2 separate regions of the Homo sapiens genome follow, and region 1 is linked to region 2. A link is a contact called in ENCODE Hi-C data. All regions are on one chromosome and are shown on one strand. Each heading gives the region's core, a stretch centred on a gene start or an enhancer-like site at or near the end of the contact. The rest is flanking DNA. Distances are from core to core; before and after follow the strand shown. Region 1 holds the start of AKNA (AT-hook transcription factor). Region 2 holds the start of CDC26 (cell division cycle 26).

What was found. A loop is a pair of places that touch in the nucleus more often than their neighbours do. Pooled maps may share reads with other maps.
Region 1: a loop to region 2 is called in a map of GM12878, with 5 times the contacts of the local background. The contact joins the promoter of AKNA here to the promoter of CDC26 in region 2. A Hi-C loop is called at or near these places in 2 of 168 maps with a recorded cell type or tissue (CD4-positive, alpha-beta T cell and GM12878), 2 of 37 single-sample maps with no recorded cell type and 9 of 50 pooled maps.

Annotation. Positions count from the first base shown.
Region 1 is chr9:114,385,083-114,389,661 of GRCh38, forward strand. AKNA (AT-hook transcription factor) reads right to left here and starts at 2,900. Exons shown (of 22, transcript NM_001317950.2): 1 at 2,778-2,900. LOC124902253 (a long non-coding RNA gene) reads left to right here and starts at 2,968. Exons shown (of 3, transcript XR_007061742.1): 1 at 2,968-3,171; 2 at 3,363-3,507. RefSeq lists enhancers at 473-542, 1,563-1,712, 2,527-3,262, 2,733-2,862, 2,903-3,192 and 2 more.
Region 2 is chr9:113,274,130-113,278,820 of GRCh38, forward strand. CDC26 (cell division cycle 26) reads right to left here and starts at 1,443. Exons shown (of 4, transcript NM_139286.4): 1 at 1,253-1,443. PRPF4 (pre-mRNA splicing tri-snRNP complex factor PRPF4) reads left to right here and starts at 1,529. Exons shown (of 14, transcript NM_001244926.2): 1 at 1,529-1,641; 2 at 2,419-2,596. The coding sequence starts at 1,615. RefSeq lists enhancers at 554-1,409, 1,177-1,516.

The DNA.
Region 1 (4,579 bases), core at 1,650-4,149, 1.1 Mb after region 2:
GTTTCAAATGATCCTCCTGCCTCGGCCTCCCTATGTGCTGGGATTACAAGCATGAGCCACCCACCCAGCTGGTCAACTATATTTTAAATAGAAGCTCTAATCCTTGCTTCTCATACCTTCTGCAGGGCCTGTACCCTTCTTGGAAATCCCTGCCAGGGATCTTAAGCTTCAGTGTGCTTAAGAATCCTCTAAGCGTGCAGTTTCCTGAAACAACCTGCAGAGAGCCTGACTCAGTGGCCCTGGGATAGGGCCCAGGAATCTGCATTTTAAACCAGGGCCTCAGGCAGGGCCTGCCCTTTGAAGTTCACTAGGCCTCCTGGCTCCTGCTGTTATGGCAGGTGGAGAAGAGGCTACAATTTAGCTGTTGCTTTTCTGATTCTGAAGCCTCTGCTGAGGAAGGGGCCGGGGGAGGTGTGCGGTTTTTTGACTTTTTAAAGGGCTTTTTTTCTAGCTCTGCCACAGAGCAGCCTGCCCAATCACAGAGCCCTCTGGGTGCACAAAGAGGAACATCCTGTCTTCTGGGATGACTCAGTCGTGGCAGAAATCTCACTGTAACCAGGGGAAGGTGCACGTCAGAGGCAGCTGCAGTGACTGACTAGAGTTTCGCACTTGCCCCCAGGCGCCTAAACCAGTGAGCCTTTCCTGAGCCAGGCCTCTGCCTTCCATGCGAGCCATGGCCCTCCTCACCACAAAGCCCCAGAACTGGCCAGTCAGCTAGTCAGTCAACAAACACACGTTAGTGCCAACTACCTGCCAACCTCAGGCTGGGACGATGCTGTGATAGAGAAGCAGGCTGGGCATCAGGAGACAGGTGCTAGTCCTGGCTGCTGTTACTCACTGTGTATAGCTGGGCTTGCATTTTCCTCACTGTAAAATAGAGAAAGTACCACCTGCTCTTGATATCGCAAGGGGATATCACCCTGCTAGGGTGGGTTGGGAGGCAGGGTATGGGACTCAAAGAGCTTTGAAGTCCCTGATTGACTCAGCTTCTAAGGGCAACAGCCTCAGAACTGTTAACCTCTCTCCTCCTCCCTGAGGTCACATTTCAAAGTACAAAGATACATACTGAGCACCCAGTGGGCGCAAATTAACTTTTTAAAAAAGCCCTATGACTTCCTACTATATACCAGGCGCTACGTAAGATGCAAAGAATATAGAAAAGAGTAAAAGTGTTCCAAGATTTTAAACGGTGGGGGGTAGTACAATACAGAAGTGTTACCAAAGGAAGCTTTAAGGTGGGCTTGAGAAACAATGAGGATTTGGGGGAGAAGACTGGGGAGGGCATTCCAGGCAGCGGGAACAGCACGGAGGCAAAGGCACGTAGGTCTGAAAGTATGGCCTGACCTTGAAGGAGAGCTATGGGCAGGTGTCCCTGCATGCCAGATAAAGGCAGAGTTGTTCCAGCCAGCCCTCGTTAGGGCAGCAGGGCTGCTCCTAAAAGGCAGTGAGTGGGGTTTGGTGAAGACTCCAGCAGTGTGAGCTGGGGAGGGCTATGGAGTTCAGGGTCCCCGCCATCCCTGGAGAAACTGGCCCCACAAGGAAGTAGCAGCCACTGCACCCTCCTTCTGCACATCTCCTTCTTACACCCAAGCCGCCACTGCCCCTGCTCTCTCAAGGGTCTAACAGACCCCTGAGGTGTCTATCTTCAGTTCCTGGGTGGGATGGACTCTTCTTCCCCACCACCCACACAGGGCTTCTCCGCCCGCTCAGTCATTCCACAGCCAGGGACCCTTCCCTTTATGGCTCAATCCCTCAGAACTGCCCAGACGCCCAGGCTCTCCTTTGCCAGCACAGCTACGCAGCCCGCACAGCCTCCCCGTGCCCTCTGCAGCCCCTTCCCATCCAGCCAGAGCTGTCCAGGGTGCCACCCTGCTTCTACCCCCACCCACACCCTGACACCTCCCAGATGAAGACACTGAGGCACAGAGACATGGCCTGCTCTCACAAGACCTCACAGCCAGGAAGCGCAGACAGAGGATTCAAAGCTGGGGTACCGCAACTCTGAAACCAAGGCTGTCAGATGTGTCAGGGAGATGGGGAAGGAAGACCACCCCCCAAATCAGTAACCAGACCTTCCAAAAAGGCTCAACCATACCCCCACCCACCTGCTGGCAGGGCACAGACTTGCTGTTCTCAAGGGGTTCCCACCAGCTGTGTGGACTCTAGTCCCACAAGGAAGCACCAGCCACTCCCTCTCTGTGTCCTCCCTGCCCCCAGCCCGCTCCAGCAGCAGAGGCCGAGGAGAAAGAGAAACGGTGCCCTGGCTGTTGCCAGCTCTGGTCTTGCCATCCTCAAGAGCTGAGCTGGGTCTGCTGGTCCTCGGACTGTCCTTGGCTCCTCTCCTTGCTCTTACGCAGCTGGCATAAGGGGCCACTCCTTCAATAGGGACCACCCCCCGGCGCCGTCGCTGCCTCCTGGCCTGCTGCCCATGCCTGCATCGTCTCTGAGACCCCTTAGCAACCAAGGACACTAACTCTCCAGGTGCAGACGACGACACCCCAGGCACAGAGATGGACCCGCCTACCCAAGTTCACAAGAGATCAGAATCAGAGCTAGGACTGGAATCTAGCATCCTGAGGCTTGACGAAATCCTCCTTAAATCCACCCTTGCCCTGGAGGCCGGGATCCCCTAAGCCAAGAGAAAAGCGGTGCAGCTCCAGCAGCTGCAACTTCCTGGCTGGGCTGGTCCGGCTGCCTGGACTGTCCCGGAGAGTCTGTGACTGGCCCGTCCAGAAGGAAAGCGGCCTCCCGGGCCCTCCTCCGTTCCAATCCCTTACCTCTCTCGGGCTCCACCACCGTCCTGCCGACCCAGTTTCAGGGGACCTGCCTGTGAATTCTTTGTTCCAAACCCAGGGAGCCCCCTGTCTCCATTGCGCCCTGGCCCACCTCCAGGCCGTTCTGCCAGCCCAAGCTGCTGCTCACAGACCAGCATCGCTCCCCACCTCTCCCCGCCCCTGCCGTGGTTGAGGCCGCCTCGCCTCGGCAGGAAGCGCCCAGCCTGATTTCCTACAAGTGTTTGTCAGAAGGAGGGGGTTTGTCTGCGTGCAGAGCAAGAGCTGGAGGAGCTTAACCCCTTGCAAGCCCTCCGCAGTCAGCGCTGCCCAGGAAAGGACTCAGGGAACAAACTCCTGACGTCCTGGGCTTGGGATCATCTCAGCCCAGGCCCTGCAGGTACAGATGGGGAGACTAAAGCACAGAGAAGGTCAGAGGCTTGGCCAAGGTCACACAGCATGCTGTAGCTCCTACCCTCTAGGCCCTCTTCAACCACGGCCTGACCTTAGCCGAGGCTCCTTCCCTCACTAGGCCTCAGGGCCCATGTGCACGGTGAGAGCTCAGACTCAACACCACTCCTGCCCTTCCAGCTCTGACTCTGCCAATGTGCAACCTGAATCTCAGGGAGACCGTGGTGATTCCTGCCATCTCAACCCACCGTCCTCACCCCGAGGTGGTCCTGCAGCCAGAGTGGGATGTTCGGGGCAGCATGGAGGTGTGAACCTGGCGGATCAGGTAAACTTTCCCTTGTTGTAAGAACCCTCCAAGGGTTCACCAGATGTTGGGAACAGATCGATCCTGATGGTCAGTCGAGCTATCTTTCCTCAAGCCCCACCATCCCATTCCTTCATTCGTAGGTACTCACTGAGCTCCTACTGTGTGGCGGGTGCTTTTAAATCACCTGGGAATATGGCAGGGCCGAAGACAGGCCAGTCCCCTGCTCTCCACTCTAGCAGAGACATGGACAATAAGCAAGCACATGTATAATTTCAAGGAGAGAGCTGTGAACAATGAGACTGGGTGACGATCCGTGTCCCAGGCCAGGTGGCACTGAAGCCTGGGGCTCACCCCAGGCCAACAGAGTCAGTCTCTGGGCATCAGACATTTTAAGTGTCCCAGGTGACTGGCCCTGGTAGAGAACACATGGGGCCAAGAGTAATGGGTTGGAGGAGAAGGGTTATAGGACGGTCAGGAAGGTCTCTATGAGGAGGTGACATTCAAATAAGGCACTGGAAGGAAGAGGGGTCAAAAGCAAGCCACAAGAAGGTTTGGGGCAGAGTGTTCTGGGAGGGCAAGTGGAAAGGCCAAGGTGGGGGAGCCAGCGGGCTTTCCCTGAGAACAGCAAGGCCTGTGTACCCGGGGCAGAGCGAGTCAAGCGGGAGAAGCAGGAGCTTCACAGAAAAGCGGGCACAGGAGCACAAGAGGCTCCCAACACTGGCCCCACCCAGGACCCAGAGACTCTGAGTCAGGAAACAAAAAGAAAGAGGAAAAAAAACAGGCCTCTGTATTGTCCAAAAAGCCCTCCAGGTAATTCTGATAAGCAGCCAGATTTGGGAACCACCCATGTAGGAGAGAAAAAAATCTCAGAGTCACTGTGGACCTGGGTTCAAATCCCAGCCCCATCTCCTGCTGGCCCTGACCTTTGAGGCTTCACGTCTCTAAGCCTCAGTTTCTTCATCTGTAAAACAGGGATAAGAAGAGTAGCCACCCCACAGGGGCTGCTATAAAGATTCAATGACATGATGCCTACCAAGGGTAGAGCGGGGGAGCCAGAACACAGTCATGTATTGAGCTATTTTATTATTGC
Region 2 (4,691 bases), core at 193-2,692:
ACAAAATGATTCCTATTTCACACATAAAGAAGTCATCGAAGCAAGCTGTTCAGTTTGGTTAATAATTTTAGCCTCCTATAAAAATTATAAAGGTCAACATGATAAGCATTAAGTGAAAATGATGGAAGTGAAAACTCCTTGAAAGTATGTACAGATACAAATTATTACACGTATCTAGGATGAAACTAAGGACTGTGAAGTATACAAAGGAAGAAATAGTTCCTTCTCCCATGAAGCTTAGGATACTACAGGTGATATTATCAACACAAAACACTGGCACATTACATTTCAAATTCCTTTGTACTAAATCAGGCATTATCTTCTACCAGATTCCAATGCAGACAAATGGTAGAGAAAGCCAAAGTTCCAAAGAGGGAAAGAGAGGGATAGGGATACCTAAAAGGGGGAAAAAAAAATCTATACATTTTACCTTTTCTGCAAACTGCAAAAAACTGGCCACTAGGGAGCAGTATAGATTAACAGTTAAAAGTGCTGGCTGTAGAGGTTAAAGGGCACAGGTTTTAATCCCACTACACCACCGATCCTGAACAATTCGTTTCATTTCTCACTAGACCTTAGTTCCCTCATCTGTATCCTACTCTGCTGTTGTAGGAAGTCAATAACGTAATACAGAGTAAGCTCTTGGAATATTATTTGGCATTTAATAAATGTTCAATAAATAACATCTATTATTGCTGTAATTGTTCTAGGGGGTTGCATGAGGATCTGGCCAGCTAGGGAAACGTCAATATTTTGAGGATCTCCCACCGCCCATGTGGGGATAAAAACCTTATCCTGTTCGTCTCTAATGCCCCAGCATCCAGCAGGGCAGAGAGACGTACAGAGTTACCTGACACCTTCCTATCCATCATCTTACTCTCAATCTGATACAAAGACCAGGCTGAAGACAAATCAACAAAATCAGGCCGAAGCTCCTCCGCCGGGTCTTTATTTGACTTTGGCACTAGCGGGCTCTTCTAGCTTAATCTCCCGCCGCAGCCCAAATCCACCGCCGAGCCATCAAGCTCAGAGGGGGAGCCTGGGAAGACTTCCGGACCATGGAGGAGAACAGTCCTCGTCCCCTAGCTCCAGGCCTGTACCTCGGAGCCCAGGCAAGGGTTTCTATGGTAACATGGTCCTCGGCTCCAAGAAGACGTAAACGCCCCCGTACGCCCGGGGGGCACAGCGGACCCCGGAAGCCCTTGACTCGCTCCAGAGTTCAGCCCCGAGCCGCGCGAGTCGACTCACCTACCTCTTTTCAAGCCGGCCTAGCCCCTTCCCGGAACCTCGGCTCCCCCCCAACGAAACTACTGCTAAGCCAACTGGACTACACTTCCCAGACTGCTTGGAGCCTCTCTCTCCGCAGAACCTCGTCTTCCGCGAGCTTTTCCTGGAGGTTCTAGGAGGGATGCCCCTCAATGCCACGACGCCATTTCCTACTACGACTTCCATCATGCTCCGCGCCGCTCCGGGGGCGGTGACCCCTCTTGGCCCACGTCTTGTCAGTGACGCACTTCCTGTCAGTGACGCACTTCCCCTCTGCTGGGCGCGCGGTGGACGGTCTGAAAGGGAGTGTTCGGGTTTCGCTGGGGCCTCGCGGCTCCAGAGCCCAGCATGGCTTCCTCGCGAGCCTCTTCCACGGTACAGAGCCCGGGATCCCAGCTCACTCTGGCAGGGAGCGCTAAGGGGGAAGGGGATCTCTGCGGGAAGGGGCCGTTAAGGAGCGGGAGAAGGCGGTGGAGGGCTGAGGAGGAAGGCTGCGGGACTCAGCGGTGTCCTACACAGCGGACCACCGTTTTCCTGATCCCTAAGCGCTTTCGTGGACTGTAGCTTATTTGCACCTCTCCCACTACAGCCCCAAAGGGCAAGCATCTCTTCCGACTCATCCAGTAACGGTGCTCTGAAATAGGGAAGTGTCTTGGCCAAGGTTTATGCCTTTGGCAGATCTCAGAATTTTAATGAGACCTACTAACTCCTACTACCTCACGTCTAGGAACGTTTGAAATGTATACACTTGTAATGTTGTAACTTGTTATCCTTTAGCACCGCGTTGGTTATTTCATCTATCCTTAGTATTTCCCCAGTGATAAGCAGTAATCCGGGAAGCATAAAACACGAGATTGAACACTTCCAACGGAATGAAGTAAACAGATTTCAGAGCAAACCTTTCATAGGAAAATACCCGAGAGAACCTCACTAGTTTTATTAATCCCATCAACCAAAGTGAGGGACTGAAACACCCTCACCCTACCTTCACCTCCTCAAATCAATGAAGAGCGTCTTAAGTAGTGTCCAATTTGTCCTTTCAATTACAGAGGAAACAGGACTGTGAAACTCAGGGTGAGCTTCATCCTCTGGTGAAGTCCGGTAAATTGCCAAGATTAAACCTTAGTTTAATGCAGATCTTTGATTTAGCAGGCAACCAAAACTAAAGCACCCGACGACTTAGTTGCTCCGGTCGTGAAGAAACCACACATCTATTATGGAAGTTTGGAAGAGAAGGAGAGGGAGCGTCTGGCCAAAGGAGAGTCTGGGATTTTGGGGAAAGACGGACTTAAAGCAGGGATCGAAGCTGGAAATATTAATATAACCTCTGGTAAGATGCAAATTGTGAGCCCATCTTTACCTCTTTGTGTAATGAATACCTTTCTAAACTTAAATACCACAGTTTTATAATGTCAAAAAATTACAATTTTTTTTTTTTTAAACAGAGTCTCGCTCTGTCGCCAGGCTGGAGTGCAGTGGTGCGATCTTGGCTCACTGCAACCTCCGCCTCCCGGGTTCAAGCAGTTCTCCTGCTTCAGCCTCCCGAGTAGCTGGGATTACAGGCGCACACCACCACGCCCGGCTAATTTTTGTATATTTAGTAGATATGGGGTTTCACCATGTTGGTCTGGCTGGTCTCAAACTCCTGACCTTGTGATCCGCCCGCCTCGTCCTCCTAAAGTGCTGGGATTACAGGTGTGAGCCACTGTGCCCGGCAGAATTTCAATTCTTAAACTTGCAGCTATAAGGCTGTATTTTGCCTACCCCCTTATTATCATGCAGAGAGCCTTTTTCTTACAATCTGTTATATAGTTTTTCTTCTATGAGTGAGCAGTCTTATCAAAAATTCAGTGTACATTTGGATTCAGATTGATTCCATTTGTCTTCTGGAGATCTAACATAGTTCTGGCATTGGTTTGCAGCTAGAGTGGTTCATGATATTCTCCCTTTTGAAGTTTTGTAATTATTTTTTACCCAAAGTGAAATCTTTTTGTGTGTGTGTGTGTGTGTGACAGGGTCTCACTCTCTTGCCCAGGCTGGAATGCAGTGGCGTAACCTTGGCTCACTGCAACCTCTGCCTTTTGTGTTCAAGGGATTCTCCTGCCTCAGCCTCCCGATTAGCTGAGATTACAGGTGCCCGCCACCACACCCAGCTAATTTTTGTATTTTTAGTAGAGACTGGGTTTCACCATGTTGCCCAGGCTGGTCTCCAACTCCTGACCTCAAATGATCCGCCCACCTCGGCCTCCCAAAGTGCTGGGATTACAGGCGTGAGCCACTGCACCTGACTGAGCTATCTTTTTTTATTATAAAAGTAATAGTGGCCAAGCCTGGTGGCTCACACCTGTAATCCCAGCACTTTGGGAGGCTGAGAAGCGGGAGTCTGGCTTGAGCCCAGGAATCCAAGACCAGCCTGGGCAAATAGTGATACCCCATCTCTACAAAAAGTAGAAAATTAGCTGGGCATGGTGACACGTGCCTGTATTCCCAGCTAATTGGGGTTCTGAGGTGGGGGTTCAAGGCTGCAGTGAGTCATGACTGTGCCACTGCACTCCAGCCTGAACAACAGAGCGAGACCCTGTCTCAAAAAAAAAAGTTATTTTCTTTTAAAAGATCAATGTATAAATGTGTGAAGTAGAAAATCCTGTATTTTTAAAATTAATTGATTGTATATCTTTCTGAGAATTTTAATACAGCTAAAAAGTATGTAATTTTTTCCATAAATGAAAACACAATACGTAAATTGTTGTATAACCCCCATTTTTCATTTATATACCATTGAGGATATCTTTCCATGTCAGTAATGAGAGGTCTACTATATTTTAAAAATAAAATTATGCATATTTGTCCTAAGAAATTCAGACAATGCCAAAGGGCATAAAATGAAGACTCCTCTGCAGTAGGGACATCTGTCAGGTTTCTTATTGATCCTCCCACACATTTTCTAAACACATGCACTGTAGCCTAGTGACTTTTTAAACTTTTAATACTGTTTTTAAACATAACGTCACCACTGTACCTCTCATTTTTTATCACACTTGTATTTTGGTGTGGGTTTCAAAACTATTGCTAGATTATCCAGAAATCCTTATAGTTGTGGAACTCTCATTTTCCTGGTAATTATTTGCAGTTTAGTAGTTAATGATTTGTTAAGTATCCCTATACTGGGTCTCCTTTCGAGAATAAATAGCTTTGGCTGTTGTTACAATAATGTTTCTGTTACATCTTCTGGATAGACAGCCTAGTTAACTCATTTGCAAAAGATGTTCTGTACTCTTACTTGCTGGTCTCAGCCAAAGTGTGTGTTTATATAGGCACAAAGTTAATAAATGAAACAAGAGGTGGCTTGAACCATTTTCTTGCCTTTTGAAGCTGTGTCATTTAGGTTTATGTGTTTGGCATAATTTAATAAACTGAAAAACAGT